Regions from separate parts of the Homo sapiens genome. Here region 2 is linked to region 1. Evidence: chromatin loops called from intact Hi-C (ENCODE). Cell type or tissue: dorsolateral prefrontal cortex. All regions are shown on one strand.

Region 1 (2,500 bases):
ACTAAGTTTTTATTTGTGCCTAAACTTTTTTACTTCCCTCTTATTCTGTGTAAGAGGCCTCCTTCCTGCTGTATAAGGTTGATGAATAATTCCCTTGTATTGTAGATCTGATTTCCTCCTGCCTCAGCAATCTTGTTCATTTGTGATACACTCTCTTCTATATCTTTAACATCCATTTTCTCTCCTCCCTATTTTACTGTTAGTCACTATCCTGCTTATCCCCACTTAACAACTAAATTCTTAAAACAGTTCTGTGCCTTACTGTTTCTACTTGATACTGTTTCACCTGATACTTATTATTCAGTCTTCTGACCCAACTCTCCACTAAAACTGCTTTTCAAAGTCACTAATGACCTCCTCATTGCAGAATAAATGGAGATGTACTTGTTACTATCCTAAATGGCCGTCTGCAGCATTTGACACATCAAGAGCTCCTGTTTTCTTGAAAAAGACTCTTCTTTTGGCTTCTATTTATCACTCTTCAGTTTTGTATCTTCCTGTTCAAGCCCTTCAGTCTTACACGGAGGCTCCTTGTATTCTGTGTGCCCCTTAAATGTTGATTCCCAAGGATTTGCACTTAACTATATTCTTTTAAAAAATCTAAAGTGATTTTATTTCAAGAGCCTTTTATATAGGAAATTCTTTTAAAAGGTGAGTGTAAATGTCTTTAATAAGAATTTCTTATGCTTTTCCTTGATTGAAACGCACAGTTTTTGACCATTGTGTATCTCTGTGATTTGAAAGTATCTGTTGAGGGAATATTGAAGCATTGAGTTAAGTGCCCCACTCCCTGGATAGTGAGACTAAACTGGTTTCATAGACTTACCTTCTGCATTGTTATTCTATCTGGAATAACAATTTTAGCTGGATTCAGAAAAAATTGGTATATTTATAAACTTTCTGGTTTTTAGGCCACTTTTATATGCTTTTTCAGAACCCCCAAATAACTTTTATCCTTGTGTATTTTATGTTTCCATAACTGCCATATTATGAACCTGAGAAAATTTTTTAATATTTATGTATTCATTCATTTAACAATGACATATAAAAATCCATTATATGCTTTTATGAAAAATAACTATTTTGCAAAGCAAAAAATAATAATTGTGAGGAGGTGGCAGTGTTTTGCATCATTTTGCAAATTGTTTTAATATCTGGCTTAATAGTTGATAGGTAGATTTTCTTACCTGCTTCTACATTCCACCTGTTAACCACATCACATATTCTGGGAAACTCCACTATCTACTCATGGGAGAATGAGTACACCAGGCAAACAATGTAGTGTTATAGAAATAGTCTGATTTTGTAGAACTCCTGAAATTGTCTCAGGGACCTCCTAGGTATCCTCAGACCACTCTCTGAGAATCACTTGTCTGTAAGAACAGCTTTTAAAACTTGGTTGTTTTCCTGTTACCTAGCCATCTTCTTTTCTCACTTTCAATTTTTCCTTCTAGATGAAATCATGCACCCAGTGCTTCATTAACGTCGTACGTGTAGTGACTCCAAAATCTGGAGCTCTCAATTTAGCATTGACCAACTGGGCATCTCCATCTGAGTTATGTATCTTAAGGGCATCACTTTTCCTACCAGATACCAACAGTCCTGAGAGTCATCACTGACACTTCTTTCCCTCCACCCAGGCATTACCAGATAGATATTTTTATGTACCCAATACCATTGAAAACCATCTGTTTCTCTTGATATACTACTAATATTCTAGTTCTTAAGGTATTTATTTATTGCCTATAAATAGATTTTACCAAAATAACCTCCTAATCCCATCCCTTGCTTATAGTCTTGTCTCCTAATTAATCCCCCACTTTAAAGCAAGAATAATCTTTCTTACAAAGTTTTTCTACTGAAGTATACTATACGTTCAGAGGAATGCACAATACATGTGTCCAACCCATTGGATGTTCACAGACTGAACACATTTGTAAAACCACTCAAATCAGTAAGTAGGAAATTACTAGTTTCCCATAGTCCCCTTGTGTTTTCTTCTAGTCACTCCTCCCTACCCTCACCCCTCAAAGGTAACTACTGTCCTGATTTCTAGCACCATTGATTAGTTTTGTGTGTTTGAGCTCCATATAAATGGAATTGACAGCATGTACTCTTTTTGTGCCTAGCTTCTTTTGTTAACAGTATTATCTGAGATTGTACTTTATTTCACATATCATTCATTAATTGTTATTGCATCATTCTTATTGCTATATAGTGTTTTATTGTATGAATATGCCATAATTTAGTCTACTGTTGATGAACATTCAAGTAATTCCCAGTTTGGTGCTATTATGCATAATAAGGTGCTATTACTATTCTTAAACATATTTTTTGGTAAACATGTACAGACACATATCAATTTCTCTTGAGTTTATGGTTCGAAGTGGAATTGCTGGGCTGTGGAGTGTGAATGTGTTCCTCTTTAGTAGATAATTTCAGATCAAAAATGGTTGTTCCAGTTAACCATACGGTGTTTTTGCCTTTTTCATCATAGCTG
Region 2 (2,500 bases), 110 kb before region 1:
ATACCGTGTCTCGGATGCTGTTTCATATTGGTGCATACAGACCTACTTCAATCTTTCCAACAGGTACATGGTCTTCTACTATATAGGCATACCAAACTCCATTTAACCAGTGGTCTCTAAATAGATATTTAAGTTGTTTTAATCTTCTGCCCCGAAAATAAGGCCACAATGGATAATATTATACCCACTTCTTGAGCACAGAATGTTAATTTTAATTCAACAGGTACTTATCAAGTTCCTTCTCTAGCAAAAATATAGCACATTGGGTAGTCAGACATGGATCCTCTTAAGTTTCCTCAAGTTATTTTATTAAAAACCCTAAGCTGGGACAGATGCTTTAGCCAATCCAAACTTCTCTGTTTTATGTCTAAAGAAGCGTGTTAACCAGCACGCATGCACACATAAACCATAATAAAAAGCAGAATGTGATCAATGCGATAACAAATTTCTAAATTAAATATCATGGGACCTCAGGGAAAAAATTAATTCTGAATATAGGATCAACAAAAGTTTTTGGAAGAATTCAGTTGTGATGAATGAGAAGTGGGCAGGAACTGGGCCTTACTCTTGCTGTTGTTCCCTACAGAACCAGGGACATTTCTAGATTTTTAGTAAGAGTTTCGTAAGTTTTAAAAAATTGATTTATATTAGTTATAAACAAATGTTTCCTGAATGTAGGAAATGCTGAACAGAAAGAAGTAATTGTGAGATAAGTTGTGAAATAGACCTACCTGCGGAGTATTTAGAATAGAATGGATTCCTGTCTGGAAATTATGACATCTGGGTTGGTCTGATGCAATGCATTGGATTATATGACCTTTTAAAGTATCAGTCAACTTAGTGATTTTGTTCACCTAGACTCACATTCACACACACACACACACACACACACACACACACACACACACACACACAGCCCTAGTCTGTCCCTGGGAGCACAGTTGTGATCTCCATTGTAAAGACCGGGTAAACTCTTAGCCTGCCTTAGATCAGCCTATTTCAGACTGAGGCTTAAGGCACGGGACATTTCCATGTGCTCTCAGTCCTTGGGATGAGCCCTGGGCCCACCTTCCTTACATTTACTATGCCTGTCGTCACTGACCTCTGTTCTTTGTTCCACCCAGTGTGCAGATGGGCTTGCAGTAAACGCCAGCAGTGCTATCTTCGTGAACTTGGCATTGTTTTGCCCAGTACGTTCCTGCCAATTTCATGATCCAGAAAGCAGAGCTGATGCTCAGAACAAGTTAGAGGCATTGACCGATCCTCTTATGCAATCTAGTCACTTTGACAGTTTCCTAATAAAATTCCTGTAATTAAATTTTAAGCTGTCAAAGAGGGCTCTTACTCAGTATGCTTTCTCCCTATTTCTGAAAGACAGTTTACCAACTGAGCCTGTGAATGAGTGACAAAAAGAAAACTGCGTAAATGTTTTCTCATGCCTAACATCTACATATATTTAATAACCCACATCAGGCCAGGGACAAAAACAGGTAACCTAGTCATTGCCCAGCATGTCACCATTAACAACTCAGAGACAGGTCAGTAAAATGACAGGAATTTTTTATTTTATTTGGCAAGTTGGAATTGGAGAGTTCCACTTAAACATATATTTTCGTTAATGGAAATCTAATATACATCATTTAGAGAATTAGAATGCACACAAACACTGAATTCTGAAGGTATACGGAAGCTAACATAAAAACTGTTGATTCAGCAGTCATTTCTGGACTTGTCTACACCATGGGTCCACTGTTATAAGTCGCAATGTTCAAACCTGCTTGCTCTAAGTGTAGTGCTCAGACCGGGGGCATCTAGGAGCCGGTTAGAAGTGCTGAATCTCAGCCCTTACCCCAGACGTACTGAATCAGAATCTGCATTTTAATAAGATTCCTACGCACATTAAAGTTTGAGAAATGCTGTCCTAGAAGAATAAAGGTCTCGTTAAAAGATCTACAGTTGATGGAAGGCTAAATTAGGCTCTTTTAAATTAAATTACACTTTCTCACTTACACTGGACTCGAGAGAGTGAAATAACTTCCCATGAATGTTTCCCGATCATCAGTATTCACTTGATGTGGCCAGAGTGGCTCTTCCCTCTGTTTGGGTACTTCCTCCACCACCCAGCTTTGCCCTTTGCTGTGCCCCTTCCCTTGGTTTCCCCCTTCCAGGTGGCACTCGCTCTAAGAAGCTGATCTTCTGGTCCTGCTGGCACCTGCATTGTGTCTCTTGACATGATCTCTTGCCAGCTGCCCAGGGCTGCCTCTTTAATAGATCTGACCCAGTTTGTGCCACGTCACTCAAGTCTTCCCTCTTATCCCTCCACCGCCTGTCAAACTGGCTTTTCTCCCACCATGCCTGGAGCAATCTCTCTATGACTTCCAGTGACAGGGAACTCATTAAATAGTAAACCATTACTATTCCAAGGCCCTGCAGTGTCTACTCTTAACCCCCTAAGCAGGCACTTTGCAATGACTTTCTGGGGTTACAATAGCCTCATTGT

What was found. Peaks named below come from ENCODE experiments on the same cell type or tissue, not always from the same donor. Only the 100,000 strongest peaks of a DNase experiment are listed, where the experiment ranks them.
Region 2: a loop joins it to region 1, with 3 times the contacts of the local background. A loop is called at or near these places in 4 of 110 quality-filtered maps.

What each region holds. Positions count from the first base shown.
Region 1 is chr13:46,016,098-46,018,597 of GRCh38, reverse strand. The region is part of intron 5 of ZC3H13 (zinc finger CCCH-type containing 13); the gene reads left to right. Among named protein-coding and RNA genes, the nearest start is that of ZC3H13, 35 kb to the left of the region's middle. In dorsolateral prefrontal cortex, no CTCF peak of the experiment used is centred here; no DNase peak of the experiment used is centred here.
Region 2 is chr13:46,121,744-46,124,243 of GRCh38, reverse strand. No RefSeq gene overlaps it. Among named protein-coding and RNA genes, the nearest start is that of CPB2, 18 kb to the right of the region's middle. In dorsolateral prefrontal cortex, no CTCF peak of the experiment used is centred here; a DNase peak (open chromatin) is centred at 1,123; H3K4me3 peaks cover 606 bases; H3K27ac peaks cover 2,500 bases.